2 separate regions of the Homo sapiens genome follow, and region 1 is linked to region 2. A link is a loop called in an ENCODE intact Hi-C map of the cell type or tissue named here. Cell type or tissue: heart right ventricle. All regions are shown on one strand. Each heading gives the region's core, and the rest is flanking DNA. Links, peaks and the distances in the headings are about the cores only.

Region 1 (5,388 bases), core at 273-5,272, 870 kb after region 2:
TCTCTACTAAAAATGCAAAAATTAGCAGGGCGTTGTGGTACGCACCTGTAATCCCAGCTACTAAGGAGGCTGAGGCAGGAGAATCACTTGAACCTGGGAGGCAGAGGTTGCAGTGAGCTGAGATCATGCCACTGCACTCCAGCCTGGGTGACAGAGCGAGATCCATCTCAAAAAAAAAAAAAGTAATCTAGACAAGCCTAAAATACTACAGATGACACTACACAATGCCAATATACTGGTTAAAAAAGCAGAAAACTTAATCTGGCAACCTAAATGATTATAAAATAGAGAAATTTTTCTCCTACCAAATTAAAGACAGTTTAAACTGTTTCTATAGCAAACAACAGCTTTGTGCTTTATTCGTTTTCCCTTAAAAAAAAAAAGTTTAACAATGTAAAATTAACTTGATATATAAACCATTCCTTCATAGTGCAAGTGCTTCACAGAAATGGAAAATATCAGTTTCCCTTTGTCCAGAGAGACTCAAGTTACAAATTAAGTCGAAACTTACCCATAACTATTTTAAATAAATTTATTTCATTAGTAACTACTACTACAAGGTAACCACTAATAAATATTTGTAGTGGCATAATAGTTCCTTAATGTGGAGTTTTCCTACCCCTGAGAAACAGGCCATACTTTTACAAGTTCACTTTGTTACACAATTAAAAGCTAATTTAATGCAATTATATAAGTTTAGAAAGTATTAATAAAAGAATGCTTGAACATTTATGTGATGTTCTTGAAATGTGTCCCTTTGTTAATAAAGTCCCAAAAAATTTAATTAGATAAGGAACAAATAAAGCAACACATGGCTTTCTGGGAGACTGTTACTACTGAGGTGATTAGCAAGCAAATTATGCTGCAAATTTAGCTGACTATACATCCTGAAATGAATTTAGACCATATTTGCTTAGCCAAATAGAAAATCAACTGTTGCCAACATTATTGTTAAGTGTAATTATAAAAAATTACTGGCAACTACTCTGTTTTAGTAAGGTTTTTGTCTCAATAGAGAATAAATAAAACATTCATTCATGAAACTGAAAATAAGTAAAACCCCCAAAAACTACTTTTCATGCTTCTCATATAATTTTTCAGTTATACCTTTTTTCAACATAAAACAATTATTATCTCATGTCAATTTCAAACCAAAGATTACAAGGCTTCCAATATTTTGAGTCCATAAAAACAGACAACTTAAAACAATAGCTTTTTTTTCTTCACTGAATGCTTTATGAGACATCAAAATTAACCTAGGTAATTGTGTACTAGTAGAAAAGTAAGAAAGCTTCCTATTCTTTTTGTTTTTTTAAAGACAGGGTCAGGCAGGCGTGGTGGCTCATGCCTGTAATCCCAACACTTTGGGAAGCAGACGCAGGCGATCACCTGGGGTCGGGAGTTCGTGACTAGCCTAGCCAACATGGTGAAAACCTATCTCTACTAAAAAAATACAAAAATTATCCAGGCATAGTGGCGTGCGCCTGTAATTCCAGTTACTCGGTAGGCTGAGGTGGGAGAATCACTTGAAACTGGGAGGCAGAGCTTGCAGTGAGCTGAGATTGCGCCACTGCACTTCAGCCTGGGTGACAGAGCAAGACTCCGTCTCAATCAATCAATCAATCAATCGATAATAAAGACAGGGTCTCGCATATTGCCCAGGCTGGTCTCAAACTCCTAGGTTCAAGCAATCCTCCCACCTCAGCCTCCTGAGAAGGCCAGCTGGGAAAAATCACTATTCTTTCTTTTTTTAAATTCACCATACAGGGTCATTCTCAGAAAACTTATTGTTCTTGTTTCAAGTTTTCTTATTATTCAAGAAGTAGACACTAAAATCAACAGTGCACTAAGAACATTAACATCATATTTCTACTAATAATGACAACTTCCCTTCAATATATAGTGATAACAGACTCTCTTGACTGTAAAAGGAAAACATTACTGAAGAAAGTAAGAATATTTACTAAAGAACATATATATTCTTTAAAAAATTATTTTACATTAAAATTCCTAGTTTTTAATTTTTTTAGTTGGGCAATTGAGTTGGAGTAATAGTTATGTTCTCTTGGGAACTCAAATGTTGAATGATACTAGGCATAATAATATAGATGGTCAGATTTAATTATAGTGCAATATTGATTTTAAGCACCTGACTTCTTATTAAATATCTTTTACTAACTTGTTAGATATGCAAATCATTTATACTAGATAGAAATGTTTGACTCAAAGTTTAACATACTTTTCAACAAATATTAATAATGATTTAAAAATGTAAGATACTTAAATAGCCATTTTTTCAAATTATTAGGTAATTTGGTGAATTAATTTCCATAATTACATCTGAAATAAATTCACCCTTAAATATTATTTTGTAAAAATCCATTCTGGATTTAATATATTATGTAAAATAATATAAAATATGCATTTGGAAAGATACAGGAAATGTTTTCCCTTAGAAAGTACTGAAGCTCCATCTAGAGGCTTTTCCCCCTATTACTGTCACTTGCAATATAAGTAATATCACCTAGAAATGTGAATAATATTAAAATGTCAGGGATTTCCTTTGTACCTACGCTTTTGTTATTCATAATGAGTTCTTGCCCTAACCTTCTCAGGGTAGAGCTCTAGCTCCATCACTGCCATCAAGTGGTAAAAAACTAAAACTGAACTTTAAAAAAAAAAAAAAAAAAAAAAAAGAAGAGGAAAAAAAAAACCAACTATGTATTCTTCACCACTTACACACTTTCCTTTGTTAGTTTAATAAATGGGTTTGTCTGTTTAACCTTTGCTATTTATTGTTTAAATCAAATTATATAAAAAAGTTGCCATATGTTTCTAGAAAATAGCACTGTACACTGTCTCTCAATCTAAAATTTTTTCTGGGCATTTTTATATTTGCAAGGCATATAAAAATATTTTGAATTAAACCTTTAGTTAAATTATGTGTTTTAATGTAAGTACAGTTCATGAATTACTCCACTGAGAGGAATAGCGATGAGAAACACAAATACTTACTCGGGATTAATGAATTTTACAGTACACTATAATACTTTATAAAAAGAGGAAATAAAATTATGATGTGACTAAATTAAGTATTTTCTCTTGCCTCTAAAAATAACCTAGATTTCATAAATCAGACACTCTCATTGTACTCTCAGGATGTAGTCATAATGATACTTCCCAAAAATGTCTTCACTAGCCTAGAAGTGAAGAAAGATCAGAATAAGCATCTAACACTATGTTGCAGGAGCTGAAACTTTCAAAGAGGCAAAAACTACAACTACAGAATCTAGGAGAAAAGGCCAATGAAATAATATCTCAGTCGAAGGGCTACTGCTCTACAAAGAGGCAGCATCGCCCCAAACGTAATTTTTCAAATATTAAAAAAACAGTTTGTATAGGAAATAGTAGGCTGAAATATAGAGTTAACTTAGTAACTCTCAACAACCATGTTTAGAAACTCCCCCAAATTACTAAGATATCTTTATTAATTGGCCATCCTTTTGATGTTATATAATTGGTTAGATTTTAGTTTTTACTGAGAAACAATAAAACAATAGCAGCCAACATTCCTACTATGTACCAGGTACAAATCTAAGCTTATCACATAATAAATGTATTAAACAGCCTCTCAACAACCCTGTAAGATAGGTACTACTATTATTATAATATAATGAGGAAACTGGGCACAAAGAGGTTAAATAACCACCCACAGTCACACAGTTAGTAGTGTGGCTATGATACAAAACCCGAGCAGTGTGCCAGGGTAGTCCTCACTCTTAACCATTTTCCTTTAAGTCAGGTTTTCTCAACCTTGGCACTATTGACATTTCTGAACCAGGTAATTCCTTGCTGTAGGAGGCTGTTCTGTGCATTATAGGATGTTTGGCAGCACCCCACCAGATGCCAGTAGCATTACCCACTCCCAGCCCCCCAGTTCTAATAACCAAAAATGTCTCCAGACATTGTCAAATGTCCCTGGGCAGGGGGGAACAGCCCCCAGTTCAGAATCACTGATATAAAATAAAAATTTAATCCGTTATAACATTGCAGGAACAAATGATAAACAATTTACCTGAAATTAGTTTTCCCCAATTTTAACTTACTTACTGGAACATAGAAATTCTTAAATCTACAGATGATTTAGAATAGTAACACTCTACATCTTACTATTTAAGGTAAAAATTATATGAGGGGCAAACCTCTTCAGGTAAAATTTATGTAAGCAAACTTGGAAATAATGGAGATACAGTGTATACAGAAATTTCATCAAAATTTTTTAAAGTATTACCTCTGACAAATGGGACTGAGGGCCAAAGGATGAAAATATCACCTTTTACTTTACATATTTCTGTATTATATTAAATTTTTTCCTTTTGATTCATTTTTCTAATAACAAAAATTATATATATTTATAAACATGATGTTTTGAAACAGGCATACATTGTAGGATGGCTAAATAGAGCTAATTAACATTTTCATTACCTCATATACTTTTCTTGTAATGAGAACACTTAAAATCTATCGTATTTTATTAAAATTTTATCAAACAATATTTTGTTTTTTACTAAGTTTTTTAAAAACCAAATTTTAGGAAAAGCATTTTCTTTTTGACATTAGCATCTCCATATGCTTACGCTTATAAAGTAAGCTATTTTCACATATTGTGTTATGTTCTCTCCCACATGCTAACATAGAAAATAACAAATTCATGTGTCTTTGTCCATCTGTTTTGCATTGTTGTAACAGAATATGTAGATGTAATACCTTGATTCTTAAAAACTACTTTAAAAAATTTAAAGAAAAAACTTATTTTACCTTCGAATTCTTTTCATGTCAGTATATACAGGCCAATCTCATTATCTTTGTATTGTGATGCTCTAACAATACCCGAGACTGCGTAATTTATAAAGAACAGAGATTTATTTCTTACAGCTCTGGAGGTTGAGGAGTCCAAAGTCAAAGGGCCCACTTCTGGCAAGAGCCTTTCGCTGCATCATCCCATGGCAGAACACAGAGGGCAAGAGAGCACGAGGGACAAAGAAGGGAAGAGGGCTGAACTTATCCTTTTACCAGGAACCCACCCCAATAACTAACCATCTCCCACCATAACTGCACTAACACTTTCATGAGGGTAGAGCCTTCATGACCTAATCACCTTTTAAAAGTCTCACCTCAACACTGTTGCATTAGGGATTAAGTTTCCAACACATAAACTTTCGGAAATACATTTACATCATACTATCATGACAAAAATAACTGTGTCTAATTAGAAAAAAATTATTAATTAACCATAGGTTTGAAAGTTAATAGATTAAATAAGAGGACACTAGAGGTATTATTTTCAAGAGTGCTGCTTATATATACACATATAAATTTATGTACATA
Region 2 (5,388 bases), core at 291-5,290:
ACTCAAGCAAATATTTATACATCCATGGTCATAGCAGCGTTGACCACAACAGATAAAAGGCAGAAGCAACCCACGTGTCCATCAATGAATGAATCAGAAAACAGAATGTGATATACACATATGATCAGCTACTATTCAACCTTAAAAAGGAAAGAAATTCTGATGCATACTACAACATGGATGAAACTTGAGGACATTATAATTGAAATCAGCCAGTCACAAAAGGACAAATACTTATATGAGCCCACTTATATTTGGCCCTAGAGTAGTCAAATTCATAGAGACAGAAACTAGGCAAAGGACTTGAATGGATATTTCTCCAAAGAAGATAGACAAATGGCCAGAGACAGAAAGTAAGATGACGGAGGGGGAAATGGGGGGTTAGTGTTTCATGGATGTGGAGTTTCAGTTGGGGAAGACGAAAAAGTTCTAGAAACATACATTTGCACAAAAATGTGAATATACATACTGCCACTGAACTGTCCACTTAAAAATTGTTAAAATGGTAACCTTTATGTTACGTATATCTTACCACAATTTAAAAATATGTTTAAAAATAGCCACCCAAGTCCAGAAATGACCTACAATATAATATTATACTCAAAATTAAGGTAAGTTATTGGGGTCTATCTTGGTTTTTATTCTGAACAGTACTTAAAACTCATGCTTAATCTACTTTTCTTCAAAAAAAATAAAAAATCAAAGGAATTGGGGGAAGAAAAGCTTTGTTCCTCACTCCCTTATATTTATTATGGAGCAAGGTACATTTTAAATTGCTTTTGCTGGCCGGGCGCAGTGGCTCACGCCTGTAATCCCAGCACTTTGGAAGGCTGAAGCGGGTGGGTCACAAGGTCAGGAGATAGAGACCATCCTGGCTAACAACATGGTGAAACCCCATCTCTACTAAAAGTACAAAAAATTAGCCAGGCATGGTGGCAGGTGCCTGTAGTCCCAGCTACTCGGGAGGCTGAGGCAGGAGAATGGCGTGAACCTGGGAGGTGGAGCTTGCAGTGAGCCGAGATGGCACCACTGCACTCCAGCCTGGGCGACAGAGCAAGACTTCATCTCAAAAAAAATAAAAATAAAAATAAATAAATAAATAAATAAATTGCTTTTGTTATTTGTCATTTTTGTAGTTAGAATTCAGCTGATGGTCTGTTGGTTCCTGATATCTTTTTCCCTTCTTCATTTTCTGTCCTCCCTTCCATCTCATTCATAAATCCCCTAGCACTTGCCCCTACCTCCCACACACCTAGGAAGTGGGAGGAAATCTCTCTACCCTGGGGTCAACATTGTCAGGCACAGCAGAACTGATAGACCTTTCAACAGCCCGAGCTATGGGCTTCCCACACTATTCATGACCACGAGAAAGTACTTTAGCTCTTAGAAAAGCAACACTACAAGAGCCACCATATCAAGTCCGATGGATACTGCAGAGCTGGCTGTCACAGGGACACTGAGACACCTTCCAGAGCACGGATTGACTCTCAATACCAGATTATTCTGAAAGCTGGGTTGTGTGCAGAATGGACGGGAGGAGGAGATTGGAAGATGGAAATGCATTCTATGGGGGATCGAAAATAAAAATAATGGGGAAAGCAACAATCAAAGCTGGAAGCTTACCTCAAATTAGTCCTAAAATGAACACAGCAGCATGAGTACAAAATAGACTCTTTCTAATGACAAACAAATGGACCAGAATGAAATGGATTTTTCTGTATCCTAAAAATCTTGGTATTTTGTGTTATTTACAAGGTGTTTAACAGCCAGTAGAATGTATTCTTTTTAAAGTAATAAGCCTTTCAAATTATTACAACGAACACTTTTATGATCAGAAAAAGAAATACTCTAAATAAAAAACAAAAAGGTTACAGACTGTAATAATATAAATGGTTTCCTCTCCTAAATAGAGTCGTGTATGTTGTCTATGCTGTTTGCCATCGTGTACAGTATTTGTCATCCTGAGTTTCACTCCTGGTTAATACACTTTGGAAATCTTCTTGAATCCCAACACACACAGCCCCCATCCCTCAGTTTTTATAAATGACCTGTATACACGTATGCAGAGGTATCTACTCCTATGACCTGCTCATTTGAGTGGGACTTTAAAGGTTTTGATTGTTTAATAAAGAAAAATCATGTATCCAAGCTCTACAACATGCCAGAAGAAGGTATGTCTACAAGATCATTCTCTCTATATCCACCCTAGGAAAATATACTTGATCTTATTTTTAGAAAGAAAAAGAGTAAGAGACAGAGATATTTGGGCAAAGCACTAGAAGTTGCAGTCTTAGTGTTTCAACTTGCTTATTAGCTGGCTGCCACTTGGTGGCACTGTTGATTCCAGTTTGCTCCCAGATCCAGGGGATGAGTGTATCCACTGATCCAACCTTAATAAGCACGTGCGGCTCCTGCCCCATGAAGAACTTCATTAAGCCCTGACAGCCTTTATAGAAACATCAGAATGTCTGTATTTCTACCACCTCCAGATCTAAATGACAAATGGCACAGCAAATGCCCTCCTCTTAGGACTTTCCCTAGCTTTTCCTCCAAAGGAGATATCCAACCTTTCCTTCCAGGTGTCTGTCTCAGCCTCTCTCTCTCGGAAACCTTCTCTATTAACTATAGCCAGAGCCTCCCATGGGACATGGCAAATCTGGGAAAGTGTCCTGGGTGCATCCTGGTGGAGGGGATAACAGGGCAAGACCAGAAAAAGAAAGAAAATGAGGAGGTGAAGAGGCAGTAGTACCACCATCTTGAGATTTTAAAAAAATACAAGATAAAATGCAGGGAGCACAAATCTTTGGTAGGCTCTCATTTCTGTGATTTATTTGGCAGGTGCTTTCATCTAAACCTCCCAGCACACCTGTGTGAGGACCTTGTTTTGGAAGTGAGAAAACTCAGGCTCACAGGGCTTAAGTAACTTGCTCAAGAGTGGGCACACAGAATTTGTGGATCCAGGACTGGAGCTTCAACCTTTTCTCCAAGTTGGCAACACCACACAGCCTTCAGAGGGCTTTATAAAAATAGGGCTCCCAGTATAAACATAGGGAGGCTCAACAACTTCTCACCCAAATAGAAGGACAAAAGTGGGCAGCTTCCCTCTCAATAAGATCTATGGTTCTCATCTTCACCTATCTGCCCCGTAAACACACAGATTGAGCTGCATATTCCTTTATTTATTTTTCCTCCTTTGAGATGGCCAAGGCTGTTAATTTTCAAAAGATCGCAGTTATAGAAACATTTGGAGGAAGGACGTGCACAGACATATAAGATCATTATTTGTTCTTTGTACTCTGCCCCACCACCCAAGGTAGCTCCACCTCTGTCCTACATTGAACTCTCCTTTTTCATATAATAAAAGAAAATCACTAGAAGCCTTGAACAATGACCAATATAGAATCCTCAGAGAGGGGCGGAGTATAGATACTGTATATCAATAAGTCTTACGCTATTGCTTTGAACAGCATGTATTATGATCCTTTCCTGGTAAGAAGAGAATTCTATGATGTCTCAGCTAACTCAGAACATAAATCTTCACAGGTGAACTGTAAAGCATAGAGAGACGGTTCTGGTGGCTGTGATTTTGTAATAAGCACATAATTTATAATGCATATAAAATATGGCTGACCATAAAGTAATGAAAGCGATTTCTTAACAGCACAACACATAGATACAACAAAAGCATGTCATCACTTTCTAAATAGATACTTTGGATATGATATCCATATTCTGTGATCTTGAGACTGCTCAAAACTCTGTGAAAATTCCTCTTTTGATATTGCATTCCGTGCATGAGACATATATTTTTGACTCTTCTCAATTGTGGTAAATATTCATACTTTGAGGGCGAATTTCATTTTTGGGAACAGCTGAGTCATTTGGGACTAACTCTGGCATATAAGCTGGAGAAAATTGAATCAAAGACAAGATTCATTCATTGAATAATTCAACAACTATTCTGTTGGATGCTGTACAATATGAAGTTAGCCTTGGATCTTAGGGTCTCACAGACTAGAGGGGAAGATAAGCATATACATAAATCATTGTAATAAAAATAATTTTCCCACAGAGATTTATGCAGCTCTGGTTGCTTTTAACTAGGACTACAATGGAAAAGAAGCAAGGCTGGGTTTCTGGATTGGGCTTGGAAAGTGGTTCTAAAAACAGATCTAGAAGGAGGTGTCCAACCTGTTTGAGTAAATGCAACTTTGATGGAATGATTATATACCCTCCCAACAGTGCTAATTCTGGCTTATTCAGATATTGATATTCTGGTAGGTGTCATTTTTAAAATGTGATCTGGTTTTTTTGTTTGTTTGTTTTTTGTTTTTTGAGATGGAGTATCACTCTCGCCCAGGCTGGAGTGTGATGGCACAATCTCAGCTCACTGTTAACCTCTGCCTCCTGGGTTCAAGCCATTCTCCTGCCTCAGCCTCCCAAGTAGCTGGGTCTACAGGCATGCACCACCACGCCTAGCTAATTTTTGTATTTTTAGTACAAACAGTATTTCACCATGTTGGCCAGGCTGGTCTCGAACTCCTGACCTCAAGTGATCCACCCACCTCGACCTCCCAAAGTGCTGGGAATACAGGCATGAGCCACCACACCTGGCTGATCTGGTATTATTTAATAGTCACATTCCAACCCCAACAAACTGCAATCATGACTTGATAATCAAATGATGCAAAAATTTTCCACTGTGTTTTTCTAAGCTGGCCTAAAATCAATGGGGCCACCATTTGAGTTGTGGGGAGCTCCAGCAGCTGGCACAGGATGACAAAGGCTTTCATGGGAAGCAGGGGAAAGGCAGTCAGCCATGGGGATGTGAGGCTTGTTATGCACAGGAGGGTTGATCAAATAAGTAAACACATAGAAAAAACCAGGAGCCAGGTTTCTCATCATGGCTCCTAGTGGGAAAACTGAAGGTGGAGATATTGGTGGGAACTCATTTTTAATAGTACCTATAATAGATAAAGAAATTGATATTTAACACACACATATAAACACATACATTTCCTAGCTGTGTCCACTGAGAAGGTCCAGGAGCAATGACACTCCAATAGCAACAAGCATACTTAATGTCCCTAGACGGTTGGTTTCCAAAGACTGTTCTTCACTAAAAGGAATCAAGCATCCTCGGAGAAGTGATTGATTCCAGGGATGGGGGAGGAAAAATATAAGATAAGTCTGGAACATCTCTACTGTGCCAGAAAGTAAGGATGTACCCAAAGAATGATGGAATTGTGTCATAAGGACCTGGAAACTTGCTCATAAGGGCTCCCATGGGCCAGGTGTGGAACAACTTAAGGATAGAAATAAATCATGATAGTGATGGATTATAACCCATTGAATAAAATATGAAATTGAAGTCTATACCAATAAAAA

Evidence for each region. Peaks named below come from ENCODE experiments on the same cell type or tissue, not always from the same donor. Only the 100,000 strongest peaks of a DNase experiment are listed, where the experiment ranks them.
Region 1: a loop joins it to region 2, with 5 times the contacts of the local background. A loop is called at or near these places in 12 of 110 quality-filtered maps.

The regions. Positions count from the first base shown.
Region 1 is chr10:21,951,150-21,956,537 of GRCh38, forward strand. All of the region lies in intron 1 of DNAJC1 (DnaJ heat shock protein family (Hsp40) member C1), which reads right to left. Among named protein-coding and RNA genes, the nearest start is that of DNAJC1, 50 kb to the right of the region's middle. In heart right ventricle, for the core only: a CTCF peak has its summit at 2,613 (motif pointing left); no DNase peak of the experiment used is centred there; H3K27ac peaks cover 691 bases.
Region 2 is chr10:21,076,539-21,081,926 of GRCh38, forward strand. It overlaps a transcript of NEBL not described here. Among named protein-coding and RNA genes, the nearest start is that of NEBL-AS1, 95 kb to the right of the region's middle. In heart right ventricle, for the core only: a CTCF peak has its summit at 2,327 (motif pointing right); DNase peaks (open chromatin) are centred at 1,367 and 2,353; H3K27ac peaks cover 1,388 bases.